Regions from separate parts of the Mus musculus genome. Here all the other regions are linked to region 1. The links are chromatin loops, found by intact Hi-C in ENCODE. Cell type or tissue: gastrocnemius. All regions are shown on one strand.

Evidence for each region. Peaks named below come from ENCODE experiments on the same cell type or tissue, not always from the same donor. Only the 100,000 strongest peaks of a DNase experiment are listed, where the experiment ranks them.
Region 2: a loop joins it to region 1, with 5 times the contacts of the local background. A loop is called at or near these places in 12 of 42 quality-filtered maps.
Region 3: it touches region 1 in a loop (8-fold over the local background); 16 of 42 quality-filtered maps call a loop at or near these places.
Region 4: it touches region 1 in a loop (2.9-fold over the local background); 5 of 42 quality-filtered maps call a loop at or near these places.
Region 5: it touches region 1 in a loop (2.9-fold over the local background); 3 of 42 quality-filtered maps call a loop at or near these places.

The regions. Positions count from the first base shown.
Region 1 is chr3:58,414,261-58,419,260 of GRCm38, reverse strand. Tsc22d2 (TSC22 domain family, member 2) reads right to left here and starts at 4,541. Exons shown (of 4, transcript NM_001081229.2): 1 at 1,648-4,541. The coding sequence starts at 3,572. In gastrocnemius, a CTCF peak has its summit at 2,788; DNase peaks (open chromatin) are centred at 2,145, 2,764, 3,922 and 4,559; H3K4me3 peaks cover 5,000 bases; H3K27ac peaks cover 4,522 bases.
Region 2 is chr3:58,523,499-58,528,498 of GRCm38, reverse strand. It overlaps Serp1 (stress-associated endoplasmic reticulum protein 1), which reads left to right and starts at 2,615. Exons shown (of 3, transcript NM_030685.3): 1 at 2,615-3,089; 2 at 3,341-3,416; 3 at 4,631-5,000. The coding sequence starts at 3,006. The coding sequence ends at 4,671. Eif2a (eukaryotic translation initiation factor 2A) reads right to left here and starts at 2,678. Exons shown (of 14, transcript NM_001005509.2): 1 at 2,413-2,678. The coding sequence starts at 2,440. In gastrocnemius, a CTCF peak has its summit at 2,927; DNase peaks (open chromatin) are centred at 2,610 and 3,148; H3K4me3 peaks cover 3,245 bases; H3K27ac peaks cover 2,771 bases.
Region 3 is chr3:58,488,657-58,493,656 of GRCm38, reverse strand. No RefSeq gene overlaps it. Among named protein-coding and RNA genes, the nearest start is that of Eif2a, 35 kb to the left of the region's middle. In gastrocnemius, a CTCF peak has its summit at 2,659 (motif pointing right); a DNase peak (open chromatin) is centred at 2,635.
Region 4 is chr3:58,781,865-58,786,864 of GRCm38, reverse strand. All of the region lies in intron 8 of 4930593A02Rik (RIKEN cDNA 4930593A02 gene), which reads right to left. Among named protein-coding and RNA genes, the nearest start is that of Gm40059, 41 kb to the left of the region's middle. In gastrocnemius, CTCF peaks have their summits at 789 (motif pointing right) and 2,213 (motif pointing right); DNase peaks (open chromatin) are centred at 846, 1,532, 2,211, 2,798 and 1 more place.
Region 5 is chr3:58,653,399-58,658,398 of GRCm38, reverse strand. It overlaps the pseudogene Gm8234. Among named protein-coding and RNA genes, the nearest start is that of Erich6, 19 kb to the right of the region's middle. In gastrocnemius, CTCF peaks have their summits at 901 (motif pointing left), 2,960 (motif pointing left) and 4,290 (motif pointing right); DNase peaks (open chromatin) are centred at 872, 2,952 and 4,282; H3K4me3 peaks cover 544 bases.

The DNA.
Region 1 (5,000 bases):
ACTGTAGACGTTGTAAACTGTAAAGTGTGTGAAGAGGAAAGATGTACTTTCCATTCACAGTCATAGGTTTTATGTGTAAAAGAAGAGATTGGGGAAAAGTCATAATTGAAGAGAGACAGGACAGTGTATAGATCAAAGAGGGTAAGTGAAAGATAACTTACTTAGAAAATAGAGGTTGCTGCTAGCTAGAAAAGATAAGGTGCTATTGACCACCATCAAAGGTGAAAGGTAAACTCCACCTTCCTGTTATATGTGGCCCTACCCTTGAAAATAGGAGCAACTAGAGAACAGAGGGGGTTTTGTTGTTGTTGTTTTGAGTTGCTCATGAAGTCAGTTTTCTTTCTTTCTTTTTTTTTTTAATCCCACTAAATGTTTCAGTGACCGGCTGGCCGACTAGCACACTTAAGAACACTGAGTTCTCAAGTGCAACAGATTTCCCACAACTTGACTACAAAAATCATGAATTCTGAATCACAAAAAACAGTGATGAATGAATTCCAGTCAGCATTTTTAAACTAGCAGAAATATATATATAAAATAAAACAAGGATAACTGGAAGTCAAAAGTTAAGGCTGTGTGAGTCTAAAATGCTGAAGAGAAGCTTTATTATTTCATGGTAGTCTTCTACATAACTAACGATTCTAGATCATACCAAATTCTGACCCTTTTAGCTCCTAAAATTAACCTCTCTCAAAAACATACAATGTAAGAAGATACCCAACTCTTTCCCTGTAATTTTTAATGTAGTGTTAAACTGCAATTAAGTTTTTAACAAGGTTGGAATTATGTAATGTCAAAGGTCTATGTGACAGCTCCTAAAGAACAAACCAAAAAACCCCCTACAATTCCTAAGTAGGCCACAACCAAACACCACCACTATTGAATAGTGTAGTAATACACTAATTTTTACCTAAACTATTAAAAAAGCAATCCTTACACTCTAGGTAGAGGGAGTTGGTTACAGACATTTCAAAACTCTAGTTTTTACTACTGTTTAAGCATTCCACACCTCCCTTTCCTACACTAAAGACTGATAGGAGAACATCCATTTTCCCAGTACTTTTTCTTTGCTTTTTTTCCTCTTTTGCTTAAACAAAAATATTATCTTTGAAAAGTTACTGGGAATTCTCACGACCCCCTTCTATAGACTCACTTAGGGATAGTCAAAGCTAGACTTCACATTTTATCATTCTCTCCAGTCTTCCAAATTCACTGATGGAGACTGCTTCTATTCCATCACTTCCCTGCCCCCAGGAAAAGGCTTTCTGGTTTTCAGTCTTACCAACTCAGGCAAAACTCTACCATAAACATTAAAAAGTAATTTACTACCTTAGAAAGGGACCCTCTTTCTTACTGAAGGGGGGGGGGGCAATACCAGCTCTCATCTTCAAACTATTAAGCTGAAATACATCAATCATGTTGAATCACTATCCATTTAATTGCTTAAAAAGAAAACAAAAACAAAACAACAACAACAAAAATCCCGTGACTTTTGTCTCCTTACTTCAAAACTTTGAATTGATTTTTACCAAATTTAAGTTTTAAAAATAAAGACCCTAAGTGGAAACAAACTCCCCAAACTGCATCTTAAGATATTTGGGGCAAGCAACTCTATCAGATATTCAAAATTTAAAAAAATGTACATACCTGTCTTCATCACCATCAACAGGAATAGCTATGCTGAATACAGAGGTGGCCAGACTGTTCATAGGTGTTAACTGAAGAGGGTTTGTCAGGGCATCTGCAACTGGAGGCTTCACAACAGGCTTACTTTCAGCAATGAGAGAAAGTGGTGCTTGAGGTAGGGGTTCTGATTTTCTTCTAGTATCGTCAACTTGCCCGACTAAAGGCTGGGTCTGAGTCTGAAACTGGCTTAGGTCAGACTGTGGTAGACTTGTTGGTGCACTGTGTGTGCCTTGAGCTAAGGGTGAACCAACTTGCTGGATGACGCTGCTGCTCCGGCTGACTGGCGTATGGCTGCTCAGCTGCTGAGACTGGCCCAGAGGCGCGGGTACATTTGGCATAGTAACAGAAGTGGTGGGCACACTAGGCACGCTTGGAACGGGTACCGCTGCAGGCACGTTTGGAACTCCGGGCACCACGGTGTGAGGACCACCAGGCACGGCTGGCAGCTGACCACTGCCACCCATCTGCTGCGGAGGCTGCACGGGCTGGGGCTGCCCAACCCCAGTAAGCCCGGAGCCTGGCTGCACCACGCCTCCTAGAGCAGCTGGGGCCACTCCGGCCGGCTGACAAGGAGCGGCCTGGCCTACAGGAACCGGACCCGGGGCCACAGCTTCACTGGGCTGGGCGGAGGCGCCCATCATCTGGGCACCCAAGGAGGAGACGCTCTGGCCAGACCCCAGAGGAAAGCTGGCCGCGGAAGCAGAGGTGGCGCTAGCGCTGGTAGACAAGGGCTGCGCAGGGCTTGGCGGCTGCAGGGCCACGTGCGGCGGCAGGTACTCACTCTGGCCGGATGGCTGCATCGGCAACAAATGCCCGGGTGGTATCTGAGGCTGGGGATAGGCGAACTGCTGTGACAACGAGGAGCCGCCGGCCGGGCCGGGCTGAGCTGCCAGGGCCACAGGCTGCGCCAGGTTGACATTCGGCGGCGGCGGCAGCCCCTGACCGACAGGCCCGGGGAGGGCGCCTCCGGCCACGGCTCCCTGGAGCTGGGTTGGCTGAACGGCTGCTGTCATTGGCTGCGGCCCGGTCGCCGCTCCCGGGAACGGCGGCAGCGACGCCGAACTTGGAGCCACAGCCCCACCTACGGGCGGTGGAGGCTGCGGCTGCCCGACGCTGAAACTCTGCGGCTGGGCGAGAGTGGGCTGGCTCATTTTCTCCGACGGGGGTAGCTGTGACACAGCAGTCAAGGAGCTGTCAGTTCCCGAGTCCAGCCCGTGCGCCCCCTGCATGGAGGCCACCACCACCACCACCGACCCTCCGGTGGCTCCCAGGCCGCTGTCCCGCTCCGCAGTCTGCTCCAAAGTATTGCTGTGTCTAATGCAATCCCCGGACCTGGTGAGGACGCTGCTATCCGAATCCCGCTCGTAGTATTCCATACACGTCCATCGGCCGCGCCGGTACGGCTCCCCGCTCCCGTGGTCTAGTTTGATCACGCGGAAACGCGAACTACAAGTGGCAGGGGGCTGAGATGGAGTTGCACTACTCGGCCCAGGAGTGGACACCGAAGCGGCGGCCGCCGCCAGGGTCTGGGCGAGTGCCCCCGCCACGCTCCGGGCCGACACGCCACCGCCGCCTCCGTTGGCGGGCGCAGCTGAAGCGGCTGCCAGCTGCCCATCCAGGATGAGGTTCGGGGACACGGTCCCGGGAGTTTCCGCATCCCCGACATTGTTGAGCGTCTCTTCCGAGGAGCTACGCTCGCACACCTCCTCCGGGCCGTAATCCGTGGCCCGGGAAACGTCGAAGATCTCGGAGGACACGTCCTCCGTGCGCGACTCGTCCGGGTCGTCCAGGCTCTCGGTGTCCTCGGTGATGCTGGTGGCCACCTGAGCCGTGGTGACACTGGTGATCTGGAAGCAGCTCTTCTTCTTGGCCGGCATCTTGGACATGGTGGAAGAGGCTGGAGGGCAGAGGCTCCTCTGGGACCCCACCGGAAACCGAGAAGGGCCGAGCACGGGCCCCCAAAGACAAAGTCCGAGTTCGCGCCTGGGTCTACGGCCCACGCCGCCAAGTCACGGGCTGCTCTGGGCGCCGGCGTCTCGGCGCGACATCCTCCTCCTCCCTCCTCACCTCCCGCGGCAGGGGTGCCTCAATTCAACTCCTCAGCGACGGCCCGAGCGTGGTCCAGGGGCGGGCCGGCTGCTCCAACAGCTCAGCCTCCGCGGTCAGTCCAGCCCGGCGCTCGGCGCGGTCAGCAGGCCCGGCTGGGGGTGGAGCGCAGGGCGCAGGAGGCGGCGGCGGCGGCGTGAGGGGCGGTTCTGCCCCGCTCGGGCTCTCCTGGCCGGGTCCCGCGGCTGCTCCCGCGCGGCGACGCGGAGGAAGAAGGCGGAGCGGCGAGGCCGGGACCGGCGCTTCCTGACGGACGGGGCTGGAGGTCCGCGGCGGGAGGCAGCCCTCCGTCCCGGGCTCTAGCCCGAGCGCAGTCCGGGGGCCATGCCGGCGGTGGCGGCGGAAGCCCGCTCGGGGGCGGGGAAGGCCGGCAGTCTGGCCTCCCTCAGGGAGCCACCCGCGGCGGCGGCGGGCCCGGCCTCCTCGCGGCTCTGAGGCGCGTGAGGGGCGGCGGCGGCGGCTGAAGGAACGGCAAGCGAGCGGAGGTGCTCGGCGGCGTGAGGGGAACCGGTGGCGGCGCCTTCCGCTTCTCCGCGGCGCGGCCGGCTCGGAGACTCCGGAGGGAAAAAACAAAACAAAACAAAACAGAAATTCAAACTGCTGAAGCAGCGGCTGCAGCTCCCTCCACTCGGCCAAGATGGGGCTGAAATGGCCGCGCCAGGGATGCTGGGAGGAGCAGCAGCCCCGCAGCCGCTGCCGCCGCAGACTAAAATGCCGCCGCTGCCGCAGCCACCGCCAGCGCCGCAGCCGCCGCCGTTCCGTGACGCGCCGGCGTCGTGACGTCACCGCCCCGCCCCCTCCGGTTTCCTGCGGCTTCGCGTGGAGGCTTGAGGGGGGTTCGTGGGCGGGGCCAAGGGGGTAGAGAAAAGGGAGCGGGTTCTTTTATTTAAAAAATTTTTAAATTTAAATTTCCACACTGCAGGTTCACTAGGAGAGGAAAAGCCAGAAGACGGTTTTAATTTGTAAGCCTGGGGCATCGCATGGTTTAGGGCCGGCGTGTGGCGATCCTGGATGACTGGAGGTCATGTGCTCGGTCTAATGTTTAGCATAGTCTTAGAGGAACCTGGGCGATAGGGGAAAAAAGTAGGGCGATCCAGCTGCCGAAGAGGTGCATAGCTGGAGAAAGCGAACCGGGTTAAAAGTCCTGAAAATATATGTTAACTAGGATAGTGGGAGAAGTGAGATTTAAGAGAAACGAGGGTGACTAA
Region 2 (5,000 bases), 110 kb before region 1:
TGTATTTAAGATCTATTATTTCATACTAGGGAAGAAAGTAAACTCCAAAATAACACTGGTAAGAAAAAAACAGCAACAAGAGGAAAAATAAGACCTGTATCAGCCACACTCTCTAAAGGAAAGAGCCTGAGATTTCTGTTGGGAATGCTGGTCAAACAAAGAAAAGCTCTTTTCTTTAGAGTCACTAAGCTGGTTGAATATCTGCCTGAGGATAAATCTGTCTCCTTTAATAAAAGAAAAGCAAGAACCAGGAAATACAGAAATAGATTTGGGGGTGGGGGGAGTGTTATGTAAATACTTAAATTTATCAACACTAAAGCTTTTTAGAACAAGTGTTTAAAAACTCAAGTTTCACATGTTTTGGTCTTTTCTCATTTCCGACTTAGAGTTATAACAATAAACAATTATTCACAGATCTATAGATCTAGTAAGTATACATTAAGTAAGATTTAAGGATTTAGGAATTTAAAAACTTAAAACAAAGAATGTTTAAAAGAGTAAACAGTATATTTTATTGGTAGAAAATAGACCATGGAATACCTGGGTATAATCCTAACCCTGCAAATATGTAATGTAAATTTGGCCAAGTAATCTTTGGGCATCTAAGAATATGATACTATGAGAGAGTGTCAGAACAAAGGCTCTAATCTAGAATCCTGTGAAAAAAATTGTTACTTTGTTAATTTGATTATATACAATCTATTCTTCATGAGTTAATTCTCCTATGTTTAGTGTCTACTATTTAGTAGGTTCTGCATTAGGTACTGAAAAGGCAAGGATGAATAAGACTTTACCCCAAACATCATAATTTAGCAGTCTAGCAGGGAAGGAAAATAGTTGAACAAATAGAGCATTTCCTTTGTGATACATAAAAAAAAGAGTGAAAAATAGCTCAGAAAGCGACCGTGCCCGTGCAGAAAGTGTGGTAAATTGCTTGGAAGTAGCTTGCCAAGTCAACAGAAAGAAGAGGATAATTCTGAAGAAGAACTTAAAGGGCTTTAACAACTCAGTACTGATGGAACACAAAATAAGCCGCGATGCCAATGCAGTAAGGTTAGTGCCACTAAGATTATAGTGATCCGTATGCTGGGCTGAACAGGATGGACTTCACACTGTCTCAAAAGGGCAGAACTTCAATCCCTTTTTAATGTACTAATTTTTAGGTCGAATTCAAATATTCATTTAGTAGTAAAGCTTTTAAGTAACAGAGAAGCAATTTATTGAATTACATAATTATGCCATTTAAATAGTGTCAGGGGGCTGGAGGATGGCTCAGCATTAAGAGTACTTGCTTCTCTTAAGAAGAAATAAATAGAGTTCTCAGCACTCATCTAAGGTGAGGCTCACAACTCTAACTCCAGCCCCAGGGAAGCCCACACCCTCTTCTGGGCCTCTTAAGGCCTGTACTCCTGTGCACACGCTCAGATACAGACGCATAAATAAATAAATAAATAATCTAAACAAAAGAAAACAATCTCAACTATCTGGCAGTGTTTAGAAGATTGCAACTAGCACCTCATAACTATCTGGCGAATAAATTATGATAGTCTATCTGAACAGGATAAGCATGGCTCTTAAAAATGTATATTCCTAGACTGGCAGAAGTATAAAAGCTTTGCCGTGTCTCAGGAGGACATAACTTCCAATTCTCAAAAATAAGACATTCGTCCTAATGATGCTATCTTTCTTCTTACATTGTTATCAACGATTTTTTTCTTTCCCACTTCTTTTCTACTTGAATCTTTTGTTTATTCAAACTTACATACCCAAGCCATAACATAGTATAGCACCTTTCCCAGTGTTGTCCAAGTTTGTTGTTGTTGTTTAAGCACCACAATATGTGTCAGCTTTAAATTCCTAGCGTCTTCTCATGTTCTACTTCTTAAATACTGTCTCACAGCTGTTTCAATCGAAAACATTAGACTATCATTATCCTGCTCACTGTCGCCACCTTAAGCCACATCTTCAGCATGAAACCTAACCTACACTAGCAATGTCTTGCTCCCTATCAACTCCCACAAACCTCATAACAATAAGGGAGCATATAATTTTTAATAATACTTAAGTTCAGATGAATTCGGTGTGAAGAGTCTTGTTTCTTCTATTAAGAAGGGTCCAAGCAACACCCGGCATTGCAGACCACAGGTCACACATCAAACTAATACTTTCTGTTACCTGTCTATTCCTATGGAAGATGAAGAACGATGGATGGATAACTGGGAGGAGGGACTACTGGGGACGGAGACTTCACTTCCCATTGGGATGCTATTACCAAATAAACTAAAAGACAGTTTGGTCCTTCCAGGAGGAAAGGCAAGACGGACTTCCAAGGCTTGCTAAGGAATTCTCCAGCGCGAAGACACAGAAAGAAATCACCGTAAAGGAAGAGTCTCTCGCTCTTTTGGAACTCACCTGTCAACAGCGGTGTGGACGGCGCCATCTTGTCCCGGAAAGAGAAACCCACGCGCTGGGGTGAGAGTTCAAGAAAGGCCGAACCCGGCCTCTACACGTCTCCCCAAGCGCAAAGTCTGCGAGTCGGTGTTTCCGGCGCCGCCAGCCTCGGGGCCAATCCACGTCTGGTTCCCGAGCGCGCACGCGCAGCTCTGGCTCCTCGTTTTCCGGAGCGGGGAAGAGCCTGGCTGCGGTGGCGGCCGGCGCTCGCCCTCCCTCTCCGGAGCGGGCGGAGTCCACACTTCCGCGGGGCGGGGTCTGCCCAGTGCTGACGTTGGCAGCCGAACCCGAACTAGTTCGAGGTTGCCGGTTGCACTGTCCGGTGGTTGGACTCTTGCCTCTCGGCCCTGCGGCCCGCTCTCCCCGGCACGCCGCCCCAAAGGCTGCTCAGACCGCCGCGATCGGCGGCTGCCGGTGTTCCAGCGCTCCGCGTCCCGGCCCAGTGGCTGTAGACGGCGTAGGCACCGCGATCAGAGCCGAGCCTCCCTCCCGGTGGCCCGGGACCGGCGAGCGAGCGAGTCCGAGAGGTTCTTGGGGCAGGTGGCGCTGCGAAAATGGTCGCCAAGCAGAGGATCCGTATGGCCAACGAGAAGCACAGCAAGAACATAACTCAGCGCGGCAACGTCGCTAAGACCTCGGTAAGGGAAAGTGGGCACCCCGCTCCATGTCGTGGCCGGGAGCCGAGGCCCGCGCCCCGCGCCCGGCCGGGGCCGCGGCGAGTTCTCCCCAGACCCGCCTGACTCCGGACTCCCGCTGCGGTGGAATCTGGGGTGGGGGGAGAGATCTGTGAGTCGGCCGGCCGGCCACCTGGCCTGGGGTGCAGGCCTTGGGAGCCCGGGATCCGAGAGTGCTTTCTCTGCATTTGAAACCGGGTTTTTTCTTTTTGCAGAGAAATGCCCCCGAAGAAAAGGCGTCGGTAGGACCCTGGTTATTGGCCCTCTTCATTTTTGTTGTCTGTGGCTCTGGTAAGTGTTTGGGGGGCTCTCGCGGTTTGGAATGACGTGGATGAGTGGCGAGTCCTACCTACCCGCGTGGTTCTCAACCCACCTGCTAAGAGAATTGTTTCTAGTGAACTGGATAACTTGTACCACAGAGGGTGGTGCCCCAGAAATTTCTCTTACCTTGATTTATGCTCATTGAAGATCAAAAAGAGAGAGAGAGAGAAATTAGATCTTCCTAATGATCCCTTAGAAGAAATTAAGCACCAAATATCTCTGATTTGCATTGTAACTTTATTATCGATAGTGTTGCAAAAAACTTAGCGAACATCGTGAACATCTGGATACTAGAACAGGACTGAACGATACCAGTACCTAAGGTCTCTATGTCAAAAACTAAGTATATAAAGTAAGGGTAGTACAAAGAATTGATTTTCTGTAGAGGAAACATACCTGCTGGGATATTTAATGTATGAGACAAGTGTTTTCAGGTAAGATTAGTTATTAAGACAGCCTGGTTTTAAGATGATAGACTCTTGCCCCTGCGGATGGATGTATTACAGACTGTCCTCCTGCTCTGCCTGCTGCTTTAATAGACAAGCTGCTGTTATTGAGACAGATGCTTTTATTTGCCGCATTCTACAGTTCCTGAGATTTTCATTTAACATTTCACTTTGCCTTTTTTCTAAACTTAACAACCGGAAGCTTTCTTGATATGTGGCCAAGAGCCAACCAGTTTATGTAACACAAAAAGATTATTGAATTTCAGCTGTGTGAGAATGAAGAAATGTGCATGTGTTAGGAAACCAGGCCTTTAAGGATATGTTGGAAATAAATTAATAGTAGGAAAAACGTGTTTGTTTTGGTGCTTTCAAGTTATTGCTAAAATAATTTCACATCTGGAATATCTCTTGTACATCTTATAGGTAAAAGTCAAGGAGCTGCAATTAAGGAAATAATTTGAGTTCGATGTGAAGCTCAGCTGCAGCGTATTTACCTATCATGCATCAGGCCCTCCCCGGGTCCCATCCCCAGTACCACGAGATAATAATCACTTCAAGGCATTGAATTGTTTAATTATGATAAACCTGCTTCACTTTTTTATTAGCGTAAAGTTAGATTAGCATTTGTAACTGACTGTACGATCACGCTGGAGTCTGCAGCTGCTGTAAATAGATGACTTTTAGTTGAGAGGCCTGTTTTCTTCAACTTGTTTTAATATTTGCTCTTTCTCTTCACAGCAATTTTCCAGATTATTCAAAGTATCAGGATGGGCATGTGAAGTGACTGACCTTGAGATCTTTCCATTCTCCTGTGAATTTTAACTTGAACTCATTCCTGATGTTCGATGCCCTAGTTAAAAACCATTGAGTAAATCGGCCTGCCTCAGAATGACTTTTCATATCCGCCTTCATGTGTCATTCCAAGGTGTCTTCAAGAGTCATTCCAGGTTTGCTAGTCCATGCCACAGTGCCTTGCAAAAGCACCACATGAATAAAGCAATAAAATTTGATTATTAAGTTCCAGTAGTAGACCATACTTATTCAGTACAGAATGAGTTTTATATGGTTATTAAAACATGACTAATTAGATTAAATCTGTGTAGACAGG
Region 3 (5,000 bases), 74 kb before region 1:
AACAGGTCATTTCCCCAAATCACCCTGAAGTGTGGTTCTCTTTTCATGGCACTCCATGGAACCCACTCCAGGGAACACACAAAAGCTGCTACATCACCCCTTCTCAGCTCAGAGGAGCTCAGAGAAGAGAACGCCAGCCTTTCACCCACGACAGGATTGTTACTCTCTCCAGAGAAAGTGTGCGGCGAAGGTTGTGATTCAGACACCAGAAAGGAAGCAGACCCTAAAGGCAGGTCTAGCTCAGGGGCATCCTCAGACAGAAAACCAATAAGAACCACAACAGCAACAATAAAAAATGTCTCCAAACTGTGAAAGAGCACAACAGCAGAAATAGCCACCATCTCATATCAATCAGAGTGGCCTACACCCCAATGGTAAACATGCCAGGAAATTGCATGCAAAGTTTGCTCTAAACTTCTAAGCAAGCGTCCTTTTAAAGACAGACCTCTGGAGTGGGGAGATGGCTCAGCAGGGTAAGAGCACTGATTGCTCTTCCAAAGGTCCTGAGTTCAAATCCCACAACCACATGGTGCCTCACAACCAGCGGTAATGAGATCTGACACCCTCTTCTGGTGTGTCTGAAGACAGCTACAGTGTACTTATTTATAATAATAAATAAATCTTTGAGATAGAGTGAGAGGGGCCGACTGGAGAGAGCAGAGGTCCTAAATTCAATTCCCGACAACCAGATGAAGGCTTACAACTATCTGTACAGCTACAGGGTGTACTCATATACATAAAATAAATAAATAAATCTTTAAAAAAAAAAGACAGACCTCTGACAGCCCATCTCCATAAACAAGTAGATCTCATGGTATTTTCACACCTTCTATGTCTTCCTTCTACTCTGGCCTAAAGGGTGATTTCTTTCACTGACTTTAGTCTTATCACTCTAACACCAAACCCCTAGGCTGCAACCCATCCTTCAAATGGTCTTGGCTTCTTGCTATTTCTTTCATAGTTCAATTTCTTCCTTTTAATAAAATGACTCGCTGCTTAAAAAAAATAAACAAACAAAAATCAAAGAACAACAGCAACAAACTCCCTCTCTACCTAGATACTGCCATCTGCCTTAATTCCTCAGGTGCCCTCCTCCAATATGCAACCAATGTCTAGCACTGTCTTCCAGCTAATTAAACCAACACCTACGCCATTGCCTTTATTGCTCCCAGTATTCAAGTTGCCCCTGACAAACAACCTTTCCTTGATACAGTTCTCAGTTGGACTAGACATTATGATGGACATAGATACAAAATAAGTGGGCTGAGATTGGCTGCCTTTGCTTATTATGATGCAATGGTCCTGGCATATCAAAAGGTGAATCAACCTTTGTGGGGGTGTTTATCTCCTGGCCAATGACCGACAGGTCTAGCTCCTTTAAATCTTAAGGGATGAGACAATAAAAAAATAGTCTGTAATGCTCTGATCTCTAGGACAGGTAAGTGTCAGAGGTAGAATTCAGGTTTTATTCTTTTCACCAGGAGGATGTAGCTTCTCCTTCATGGGCCTCAGCAAAATCCTGATATTTCCATCTTTTCCTTCAGTACTTTGAATTCTAAGAAAGGGCATTTGTCAAGTCTCTCTTTCCAGTGTTACCAGGAAAGTAGGAGACGTTGCCTTAGAGTTATTCACTGAAGGCCTGCTCTTGGGCTGGAAAGATGGCTCATGGGTTAAGAACCAATTCTGAACTTGTAAAGAACCAGACTTCTATCTCTTCCTCCCATGTCTGACAACTCACAAGAGCCTGTAACTCCAGCTCCAAGGGATCTGATGTCTTCCTTGGGCAAACGCACACGGCCCCCACACAGGCCAGTATGCATAAAGATAATTCACAATAGAAACACATCTTCAACCATCTAGCATTATGTAAAAGGACATCATCATTATATCTATTTTTCAGAGGGGAAAGAGGTGGGGTGTGGCAACCCGTGCCTTTCACCTATACTCTTGTATAGCAGAGGCAGGTATATATCTGTGAGTTTTAGGCTATCCTGCTCTACATTGTGAGTTCTAGGACCGTCAGGGTTATCTAGAGTGACTCTGTTTCCAAACACAAAAAATATCATGCTGCCTGTTACAATATGATAATGTCTCCGCTGTAGTCTTTATGCAGTAATTAGCTACACTGGGCTCTGATTGCTTTGATCTGTTCATCTGTTTTTGAGGTATTGGATAATACCTTAAAATTTATTCAGGTGAGTTTCTCTGGATGTAATAATCCAGGATTTCTCAAACTTCATAGAGCATACACAATGTCTGGGAGTTTTGTTAAAAATGCAAACTGTGATTCAATAGGTCTGGGATAGACTTGGAAAGCTACACTGTAGTAAGTTCCCAGGTGATGCTGATGCTGTTTATTGTAAAGCAGCTGGAGAGTAGGAGGGTGACAGGCAATCCTTTCCATGCATCTCTTCCAGTGTGGAAACATCAACCTAAGAGTTTATTAGACATTACAGCACGTACCTGTGATCCAGGCACTTAGGCCATTTCCAGTCTAGCAGGAGGATTGTTGAGAGCCTGTGAGGCCAGCCTGGATCACATAAGTATTAGGCCAGCATGCCTTCCGAGCAAGACCTGGTTGCAAACCCCAGCCCTCCCCAACAACAACAACAAAAAAGATCTCCAGAGGAACTGAAACGAGGGCTGTGTTCTGATTTGTAACCACCAGGTGGAGACCACACAAAACTAAACCATTTCCTGCATTTTGTGTGTGGTGCTGAGTTTGAACACCTTAATCGACATTCGGACTTCTCCTAAGTGCCCTCATTGTGCTGACCGCATAGTACCAAACACTTCATAGATTTCAGACCGCCTACAACTCAAGGCAGATGAGAATCATAGCATGATCGAGTCAATGACCTTAAAACTAAAAGTGAGCTAGAGGTAACACACTGCCGTGCTTTGAAAGCTGAGGCAAGAGTAGTGATGGAGGCTGATGCAGGGCCGCGTGCAGGGCCGCGTGCAGGGCCGCGTGCCGGGCGGCACTGCAAGACTGGGTTTAAAAAAAAAATGAGTAAAACCCAACCGAACAAAACAAAAACTCTAACATTAAAGTTGAGATACATGTATACTCTGAGCCTAACAAAGTAAGAATATTTCCATGTTACATTACCATCACTTACGGTGTGTATAAAATGAACAGCAACAGGGGGAGGAGGGGAGGAAGAAGGTGGTGGAGGGTGAAGGGAAGGAAGAAACATGGGGTGGGGCAGGGAAAAGGAAGGGAAGGAAGGAGGGGGAGTTCTGGTGCCACCAAAATTGAAGGATTGTCTCACCCTGGGGAAGCTACTTTTTCTTTGTAACTTTAGCCTAGCTGTCTTTTGAAGTGAGATATTCAATATTCACAGTCAGGTTACCTTCCTTGATAGACTCTTTTCAGGTAGGGGTTTCTTCCTACACAATATGTGGAGGTTATAGTAATCAAGTAGCCATATAATCACTCTGAACATTATTACCAGTTAAGCTTATTGTCTGTGTGGGTGTGCTGGCGTCTCATGCCTGCGTGTCTAAAGAGCCTCGTGAAGACGTTCTACTGACCATTTCTCTCCACAGAGCAAAGACAGAATTTCCTCTGTGGGAATCACTGGGTAACAGCAGATTCTGCTCTTTGATTCTAAAGAGATCTAAAAGTTCAGCCATGTTGGCTCATCAAATGGTTATGTCTGACGCTCACTTCTCTGTCAGGAGTTGGATACCATGCAGCTCAGCACTAAGACAAAGGTCTCCCTGAAGCTCTTATCACTTACGTGTCCCCTTCATGCCATTGGAAGTGGAAGTAACTGAGGTGTTGGGAGCAACCTTAGGAAAAACCCATCTTGTAGGGATTTCGAATTGCTGCCGTCGTTGACGTGTCTATTAGCTCGTGTCATACGAAAGTTGGTAGCTCTTTTGACAAAAATCGTGAGTTTAAAAAGTGGAGAATAAGAAAGAAGGAGCTGTCGGGTGGTGGCGGCGCACGCCTTTAATCCCAGCACTCGGGAGGCAGAGGCAGGCGGATTTCTGAGTTCGAGGCCAGCCTGGTCTACAAAGTGAGTTCCAGGACAGCCAGGGCTACACAGAGAAACCCTGTCTCGAAAAACAAACAAACAAACAAACAAACAAACAAACAAGAAGGAGCTACCTTCCTACCTACTTTTGAAAAAGCAAACTATCTTATGGACAGTCACGTATGCAACTGTGGACCACTTATTCAATCTAAATGTCCAAGTCTCAGAGATACAGCATACAGCCCGAGGGTGTGTGTACAGTGATTCTTCAGGGAGCTGGAAGAAATACCAGGAATTTTATTTACTTTTTCCATCTGAAATGTTGGAAACTGTACATGGGTCCTGCAACAAGTGTTCTTAGCCCTTGAGTCACCTTCCTAGCTCCCTAAACAGATTTTAAAAAACAAACAAACAAACAAACGTCTGGAGAGATGGCTCAGTGGTTAAGAGCACTGGCTGCTCTTCTGGAGGTCCTGAGTTCAATTCCCAGCAACCACATGGTGGCTCACAACCATCTGTAATGAGATCTGATGCCCTCTTCTGGTGTGTCTGAAGACATTGTACTTAGATATAATAATAAATAAATCTTTAAAAAAAACAAGGTAAGAAAAATTACTGACTTTCACTAGTGTTTGATAGATTAGTGACAGAATATAAGCTTATAATTTGTCATTGCACAATTATAGGGGTAACCCAAGTGAAAATACTTCTCTCTTTGGCATATGATGACTGATGAACACTTACAGTTTCCACGTGCACTGCATGCTGTGAACCAGAGACATAACACAACTGAATGGTTCGTTTTCTCTCTCTCCCCCCCCCCGTCCCCCCCCCCCGTCCCCGTCCCTGTCCCCGCCTCCCTCTCTCCCTCCCTGCCTCCCTCCCTCCCTGCCTCCCTCCCTCCCTCCCTTCCTTCCTTCCTTCTTTTCTGGAGCTGAGTATAAAATGTGGCTTCGCATATGCTAGGCAAACCATCTCCCAGACCTTCGTCCTCAGCCTGCAGAACTGAAATTC
Region 4 (5,000 bases), 370 kb before region 1:
CTTACCTTGAACATAAATAAGAAACAATAAGTATATATTATCAACTGTCATAATTACTATGAGACATTACCATTCATTCATTCATTCATTCATTCAATTTTTCTAGTCTCCGTGTCATTTTTGACCAAAATATCTGAAAACAGCTTAAGGAATTCTTTTTTTTTTTTTTTTTTTTTTTTTTTTTTTTTTTTTTTTTTTGCTCATTGTCTCATAGGTTTCCAGCACGGTAAGGAAGCTAAAGCCGAACAGAGAAGTTCATATCAAGATGGACAGGATATTAGAAGGGGTCAGGGAAGTACACAGCTTCAAGGATACATGGTCAGTGATCTTCCTCCACCTTGATGCAATTTCCCAGTTTCCAGAACCTCCCCCAAATAGCGCCCCCAACTGGGGGTCAAGTGTATAATATGGATCTATAGGGGCCATTTCCTTCCGTGTACCAGCCGCCTCCTACGTCTCGTGGGGTTTATGCTTTCCTGAAACGATGGCATGAGTCGAAAACCCACCACACTGATTCGAAACTGAAAACTGAGGTTAGTGTTTAGAAGGGAGGGAGTGTGGTATGCCAATCTTATTTTAAAAACTGGGATAAGGCATCTCCTAAGAAGTCAGCTTAGGCTGAGCAGAGGTAACTGGGTGACGAGCTGGATGACGAACGAGTGGGTATGACGCTCTGTGGAGGGTTTGCCAGAACAAAGGAGAAGCCAACAGGACCGATGTGCAGAGAACAAGGTGCAGAGAGGGTGAGAAACAGCTGGACTGGCAGGCAAGGCACCACATGGCATTCTACACTAGGGGGCGCGAGGATCTAGAAGGATTTTAATAGGCCTGGCAGGATTTGCATTTTGAACAAATGCCTTGGTGTGAAAACAGACTGGCAAGAGCCCAGAGTGCGTGCAGAGACTAGCTGGATGGTTGTCAGGACTGTGTGGCTGAGGATGATATGAGCAGATTGAGGGCAGTTACCGGAGACTGACTTTGTTCCCTCGCTAAAAAGAGGGAGGAAAAGGTAGGTATGTAGAGAGCAGAGGGGAGAGGGAGACTCTCTTCCCACTGGCTAGAGTTAGTTTGGACTTCACAGGGCCTGAACCAATGCTGAGGGACATGATAAAAATCAAAGGAACTTGCATGATGTAAGACCTCTAAGGGACCTCTCAGAGGACAAACAGACCTTATATAAAATATAGGCATTTCCAGCATGGTAATTGTTTAAGTTTACATTTGTAAATATTCTGGTCTGACATTCTTTGGGAAAGAGGAAAGGGAGAGAGGGAAAGACAAGGGAGAGAAAAAGAGAGCGAGGAGAGAGAGGGAGAGAGGAGGAGGAGAGAAAAAAGGAACTTAGAGAGGAGAAAGGGGAGGCTGATTTTACGTGGGGGGAAAGGCTTCCCAAAAACCCACAGGAGTCAGTCTGAGCAGCAGAACACAAGCACTAGTGAAAGAGAAGTCACGGTGGAAACAAACAGCCCAGACCCTAGAGGAGGTCAGAAAAGCCCAAGTGCAGCAGTGGTACACTTCTAGGTGTTTCCATCTGGCTTGCTACTAGTCTGTGTGTCCATCCGGGGTGTGGGTCAGTGGTGGAACATTTGTCTCACATCGCATTCCATCCCTACCACTCAAGGGAAAAAAAAAAGCCCGACTTCAGGAGAATAAATGAAAAAACAGATTGCAGAAATGCATCCTGTCGCACATCCCTAAGGCACCATTAGTGGTCACCAGACACAATCTAAATAACAGGTAGTTTTAGTAAGTGATTGTGTTAAAAATCAGAGAGGACCAGGTTTAGATTCAACCCATTATTTTCAGATTATCGAGTTCCAATTACTTTAGTAACTTACTTATTTATGAGGCATAGGGTCTTATGGATCCCATCCAGGCTGGCCTTGAACTCTCTGTAGCTGAGGCTGGCCTTGAGGTTCTGCTCCTCGTGCCTTTGCCTCCTGACTGTGGGGATTACAGACAAGTACCACCAAGCCTGGTTTATAGAGTTGGAGATTTGACCCGGTGTTTCATGGATGCTAAGCGAGCACTCTGCCAACTGAGACATACCCTCATCTCTACAGTTTAATCATATTTAAAATATTCATCTCATATATCTTTCCAAAAAAGGACTTGGGGTGGATGGTATATGCTAAACTTCCACAAAACTTTGTGTCATTTTCTTTCCTTCGGTAACTGAACGACGAAGAAAGTGTTTTCAGTGCTGTCCACAAGGTGGTGCTATGAGAGTGGTATTTTCAATCGGATTATCAAGTATAATTATCTAGGTAAAGGTGAGCAAGTTACACACACACAGACATACACACACACTAAATGCATTTTTAAAATACAATAAACCCATGCAATAGAATATTTTCTGAAATAAAAAGGAATAACATATGTAGATGACCACATTGTAGTTGGCTATCCCATAGATGACCTTGAAAAAGTATGCCAAGTGAAAGACCACACATCATACAAGCTAGTATATATTAAATTACTATAACAGACAAAGGTAGAGGATAAACAATGATTGGCTGTTTCCTAAGGTTGGAGAAAGGGCAGAAATGTGGTGTGGGGGGAGGATTGGAACTGGTTATGGTCTCTTTGGGAGTTGATCATGACATTCTAAAACTGGGCTGAGACTCAAACCCTGCAAGCATTCCCTGCTACACAAGCCACCCTTGCCAGGGAACCAGGTAGATTGCAGATCTTCTCTCCCTCAGGCCCTCCATGCCCAGTCCCAGCGCTGCAACCCTCCACCTGCTGCAGCCTTCCCTCTCCTTCTACCTGCCCACAGCTCTTGTGGATCCCACAGACCCTCCCCTTTCACCTCTGTTGGCAGTTAGTCTAGGCTCCGCCCCACAGTTACCTGGCAACAGCCCGGTGTACCTGACTTACTATATAAAGGGCTGCTTGCCCACTCCTCTCTCTCTTGCTCTCTTGCTCCTACTCCTTTCTCTTCTCCTCTTGCTCCTGCTCCTTACACTCTCTCCCCATCCCCCCACCTTTCTCCACGTGCTTTCCACATGCTCATAGCCTGCCTCTACTCCCTTTCTCTCTGCCCTTTTCTGTCTCTACTACCCACTCAACTCCCCTCCCCATGCTCAGAATAAACTCTATTCCATACTATGCCATCCTGTGGCTGGTCTCTCAGGGGGGACGGGAAGCCTCGGCGTGGGCCCACGGAGGCATTTCCTGGCATCTCCTTTCCCCCACACCATACTGAGCCTCCACCAAACATATTCCTTCTTTCTCTTTCTTTTTATAAAACACAACAACCTCCCTGCCAAACTCATTGCTTTATTCTAGCCCCTAGTGCCAGCAGCCTCACCACCTCCAGCTAGCCCAAAGGCAAGTCCTGTCAGGAGAACAGGTAGCCAATCTGCAATCTTCACCTTTCCTACCTCTCCTCCAGTCTCTAACCCCACAGTCTCACACCCTGCTGTGGTCTCCCTTTACCCTCTGAACCCATCCCAAGGAGATCACAAAGATCTTCTCCTCCCATGTTCCCAGCCTCCAATGCTAGCAGCCATTCCTGAGCACATGCCTGCTGAGCAGGTCAAGGATACAGATTCAATCCACTAGTCTCAACACCAGCATGGGAACAGAACTTCTCTTCACTGTCTATCCCCTTTGCAAGGAGATCAAATAAATAGATCCTGATTGAACACTTCACTCTCCCTCCCTCTGTAAACCTTTCTGGAGCCTAGTCCCATAAGTGTCATCTCCTAATACCCTAAAGCACATGTGACCTGAAACTTCCACAACTATTAGGTCCATAGAAAATGTCCTACAAGGCAATACGCAGCCACCACATTCTCTTAAAATCCAGAGAGGAAACAGAAACCAAGGAACAAAGCATCTATGAAACAAAGGCAAAACCAGAAATCACCTAGACCTGTAATCATACACATCCCAGATGCTCAGATGCCACTGTAAAAACACAATAATACTAGGAGCAATATGTCTTCCAGTAGAGCCCAACACTGCTACCACAGCCAGCCCAGGATATTCCAATATACCTGACAAACAGAAAAAGACTGAAAACAGCCTGTATGTAGATGATAGGATCCCTTAAAGGAGAAATGAATAGAGCAATCCAAAAAAAAATCAAACAAAACAAAAAACAGTAGGAAGAAATGAATAAGCCCTTTAAATAAGTCCAAGAAAACAAACATAAAAAGCAAATAAAACTATTCAAGACCAGAAAATAAAAGTGCAATCAATAAGAAACCCCTAACTGAGGAATTCTAGAAATGAGAAATTTAGGAATTCAAACAGGAATCTGCCAAGGCCTGTTTCACCAACAAAACACAAGAGATGGAAGAGAGAATCTCAGTCGTTGAGGGTACATAGAATAAACAAAGAAAAATGCTACATCTAAAAACTTTCTGATACAAAATATCCTAGAAATCTGAGACACTATGAAAAGACCAACTTTAAAAATAATAGGAATAGAGGGAGGAGAAGAAGAAGGAGGAGGAGAAGGAGGAGAAGGAGGAGGAGAAATACAAGTCAAAAGCACAGAAAAATATTTTCAACAAAATCATAGAAGAAAGGAGATAAAAGTACAAGAATATAAAACATGGAATAGATTAGATCAGAAAAGAAAGTCCCCTTGCCACATAATAATCAAAATGCTAAACCTACCAAGCAAAAGAAGGAAAAGTAAACACTGAGAGGAAAAAAAAAAAAAAAAAAAAACCAAGTAACAAATAAAGTCCGACTTATTAGCATTACACTTGACTTCTCAATGGAGACTCTAAAAGCCAGAAGGGCCTGAAGAGATGTGCTGCAGACTCTGAGACCATAGATACCAGCCCAGATACCTATACCCATCAAAACTTTCAGTCACCATAGAGAGAGAAAATAAAACACTCTATGATAAATCCAGACTTACGCAACATTTACAAATCCAGCCCTATAAGAATTTCTTGAAGGAAAACTCCAGTCTAAAGAGGTTAACTACAACCATGAAAACACAGGGAATAAATAACCTCAGACCAGCAAAGTCAAAA
Region 5 (5,000 bases), 240 kb before region 1:
AAGGGCACTGTCACTATTGGTGACAGTGCAAATTACCCATCACCCCAAAATTCTTCCTCTGGGAATTTATCCTTACGCACTCTGAAATATGTAGGCTAAGACTTAGCTATAGAGATAGTCTCCAGATAGCTCTTTAACAGTGCAAACATTCAGAAACAAATTCCTCCAAAAGAGGAGAAGTAGTTAAAGATAGCATCATCATAATGGGTCACCACTATGGTCCACATTGCCATACATGTACTGGCATTGTGTGAAAAGAACCTGGTATTCCATTTATTAAGTATTAGCCAATAAAGTAAGCTATATGCTCAGGTCACATCACACAAAACACAATATGAACGACTGTGACAATATGTCCCTTCACCACTATCACACACACCCCCAAAAAAAAGTCCTGTAGAATTGTTCTTCAATTAGAATTGCCTAGATGAACTCCAAGACAGAGAGTTTAAAAGAAAAATTATAAACGTGGTAAAATAATTCAAGAATTTTACAGAGGGCATGAACAACTTGGATGACCTTAAAGAGGAGAGGGATAAATTCCTGATAAAAGTCCAAGAAAATACAAGCATACCGTTGAATGAAATGATGGAGTCTGTATTAGTTACTGTTCAGTTGCTATGATAAGATACCATAACCAAAAGCAACTTATACAATGAAAGGTTTGCAGTTTACAGTTCTGGAGGATAAAGTGAGAGTCTGTAATGGCTGAGGAGGCATGACAGCAGGGGGCCAGAGCAAGAAGCAGAGAGAACCATAAACATGAAGCAAAGAGAGCAAGCTGAAGCAAGACAAGGCAATAATCTCACAAAGCAAAACCCACGCCAGTGATGTACTTCCTCCAGCAAGGCAGGCTCCACCCTCTAAGGTTCCATAACCTCCCCAAACAGCGCCACCCACTGGGCATCAAAGAGATGACCAAATACATCCAAGAAGCTACAGAAAGAAAAAAGAAACTAACTGAAACACAAAACAGATCTAAGGACACAAACTGCAAAATGCAACAAAATAAAAATACCTGGCAAAATGACTGCAACCACAACTCAAAGATAACTTTAGATAGCAGTGGTCTCCATTCCCCAGTCAAAAAGAAAAAAGTCCACTGATTGGGACTGAGAAATAAAAATCCATCTTTTTCTTGTCTACAAGAAATACATCTGACCTTCAAGGATAAGGGCCGCTGTAGAATGGAAGGGCAAGTAAAAGGTACCTAGAAAAAGTAGGCATTGCTATCATACTATCTGAGGACATAGGCTTTAAACCAAGTGTCTCAGAAGAAATAGACTTCTCGCTCTAATCAAGGAACAGTTCACCAAGAAGACGTTATCATCCTAAGCATCAATGCTATAAACTCTGGCACCTCCAAATTAATGCAAAGCACACAGCTAGACTTCAGGACACAGATCAACCCAGATCAGTGATATTAGGTGATTTCTGGACTCCACTCTCTCCTCAGACAGGCCATCTGGGCAAAAATTAAATAGAGAAGCATCAGAACTAAACATCATACATACATAGTTATATAGATCTAACATAACTACAGAGCATTCCACCCAAACACCCAAGAATACTTAAATCAGCAGCCTATGGAAATGTTTCTAAAATACACTACATCCTGGGACAAAAAAAACAAATCTCAACACAGAAGAAATGTATAACATCATGGAGCTTATGTGACCGCAATGCATTAAAGCTTAAAATCCACGGGGAAGTGTGGCCCTCACCCTCAGCAAAGGAACTTCTTTTTGCAAAATAAGGAAGCCACTACAGAGATCAGCAACCGGTCAAATGCAGAGAGCAAGTGGGTTTGGGGTGCCCAGCCCCAGTTGGTATAGCTAAAGCACAACCTCATCATGGAAAAGCAGACAGAAAGTGTACGATCCAGAGGGCCAAAATGCTGCTTTCTAGAGATAACAGAGACATTATGTTAGAAATCTCACCAAGATAGTTGCTAGACCAAGACCTGCATGGCGACAACACCAGTCAACATGGATGGGGGAAATCTCACAAGGCCCCATCCTTACAGGAAGAACTACAGGCAGCCAATGTGAGGGGAGCAACCAGTTATCTCCAGGGACCCTGATATGTTACCCATTCTCAAGTGGCCAGTCCTAAACGCATGTACATATAAGCAACTAAACAGATTCAGCAGGATCTGTGTGTGTGCCAGTATGTGTGTGTACATGTGTGCGCGCATATTTGTATTTATATAACAAAAGTAATTATAGGAGAAAGGGTCATGAATTTGAGAGGGAGTGGGAGAAACAAGGAAATAATGTAAATATACTACGCGTGTGTGAAATGCTCAAAAACGTGAACATTTTACATTGAAAAGAAAAAAGGTCGCTAAAGACCATTCTCTAGGTCATAGCAGGAGAGTCCCACTGTTCCAGGACAGCATGGTCATACTTGCCCCTCTTTTCCCAGCTTCTGGCCTTGGCGCAGTGCAGTCCAGCCTCACTAGGATACACCATTGCAAACTACTGGTGCATAAAGGTGACAGCATAGTCCCTGGCCTCGAAGGACTTGGAGTTTGGGGGAGGGGATCACAGACACTTTCCAACGGAAGCTCGGCAGATTTCGCGGGGAAGCCCTAGGTTTGGAAGTCTCCTGAGTGCTCCAGAGACAAAGCGCAATGTTGAAGCACCCTCTAAGACAGCACCTCCAAGTGAAGGCTACCAGATCTGAGCCTCTCACCAGAGGAAAACTGCTCACAAGATGTGCCAAGTGCGCCTGTGGGAACTGGACCACAGAGATGGTCTTCTGCCGTCCTTAAGGCAGACGTGTGAAGACAGTGCTGCAGCTGACCTCCAGAGTAACTTCCTATAGTACTTCCCTCCCATAGAATATCACACTGTATTAAAGGGCGAAATTTCACTTTTTTTTTTTTGTACTATCCTTACCGTCTAGTCCTATGTGTTGAAGTTTTAGTGCAACAGCATGCTGCCCCCTTCTGTTCATCTGTATTACTACATCCTGGCGTAGTGGGTTGAGGCAGAGCAGAGGGTCTAACACCCTCTCTTACTTCACAGAAGGGAGAAAAGAACTAACAGGTGATGAAACTGCCAAAAGCATACAGATAGCAACCATAATAAACTGTAAGATGTAATCCATTATTCTTTTTATCTTTTAAGAATAAAAATGGTAAATTGTGGTTAGGATAAGAGGTAAGGTTCGTTACATATCCTCATTTAATCCTCTCAATGTCCTAGAAAGGGAGAACAACTAGTTTCTCTAAGGTTGGATATAATTTGAAGGATGAAGACAGAAAATATCACATCAGAACACAGGCCGATGACATGTGATATGTACAAAGGATTCTGGGACATAGTATGGCATGGAGATGGTCAGCACTCTTTTGATGTTATATTAGCTGTTGTTAATAATGTCTGGCTGGGCGTGGGAAATGCAACTTAAAGTGACTGAGAGATTCATCTCGCCCCAGTTAGCATGGCTCTCATCAAGAAAACAAATGACAGCAAATGTTGGTGAGGATGCTGGGGAAAGAGAGTCCTTATCTACTATCAGGAACACACTTTCTCCTGTGGAGTTCGATATAGAGATTTCTCAAAAAGTTAAAAATAAAGCTATCACATGATCCAGCCCGTTCACTTCTGGCCACACACACAAAGGAATCTATATCTTCCAACAGAAATGTTTGCATATACATACTCACTCCTGCCCTGCTCACCAGAGCCAGGGAGTAGAATCCACTCAGATGCTTCTGAACTGATGAATGGACGTGTAGTGCGTGCACACATTAGAATTTGCTCAGCTATGAAGAAAACATGAAATCTGCGGGTAAATGGATGGAACTGTCCCCAGAGATAAGTGCTGCCCGTTCTCCTTCATTTTTAGATCCTAGTTTCAAGGTTTTAAATTATGTGTTCGGTTTTATGTGTCTGCAGTAATCAGGAAATTAGAAACGCCATGGGGGTGGGAGCAGGCTAGGCCTTGAGGGTGGAGGGAGTAGTAAAGCACCCTGAGGCCGGGGTACTGGGTGGTTAGAGGATTAAGTAGGGTGCCTCAGTTACTTTTCTTTTGGGGGGTTTCGAGACAGGGTTTCTCTGTGTAGCCCTGGCTGTCCTGGAACTCACTTTGTAGACCAGGCTGGCCTCGAACTGAGAAATCCGCCTGCCTCTGCCTCCCAAGTGCTGGGATTAAAGGTGTGCACCACCATGCCCGGCTCTTTTGTATTGCTGTGATAAGACACCATGATCAAGACAACTAGGTCTTTCTAGTTTGTAACGTAAAGACTGTGCCAAATCCTGGGAACAAGATCAGACGACCACAAGGGGGCATCTTTTTCTGTCAGGGAGGGTATCTAAGCTGCTGGTTACACAACTAAATGTTTTCTCCTTTGGCATTTCCATTGAAGCTCTGCTAATCACTCTTTTTAAACCTTTAAAAGCACCAGGTTTTAATATCAATTTGGGAGTGAGAGGGGAGAAACACTATCAGGAACTTCTCTCCAGAATAAAACAATGTTGTTCATTCCTCCACATGTCCAAATTAAAGGTCTACTGAAACCAAAATGAAAATCCAAACCCCATACAGAGGAAAAAAAAAAAGATACTAAAATTACATTCTAGGGGGTGAGTGCATTCCGCAGTCTTTGCTGGACTGTCTAATTGTCCTTAGGCTGACTTTTAAAAATTAACACCCTAACTCATCAAAATATACATTTTTCCCATTGCCTTTTGGGGGGTGTCTTAGTCAGGGTTTCTATTCCTGCACAAACATCATGACCAAGAAGCAAGTCGGAGAGGAAAGGATTTATTCAGCTTACACTTCCATACTGCTGTTCATCACCAAAGGAAGTCAGGACTGGAACTCAAGCAGGTCAGAAAGCAGGAGCTGATGCAGAGGCCATGGAGGGATATTCTTTACTGGCTTGCTCAGCCTGCTCTCTTATAGAGCCAAGACTACCAGCCTAGAGATGGCACTACCCACAATGGGCCTTTCCCCCTTGGTCACTAATTGAGAAAATGCCTTACAGT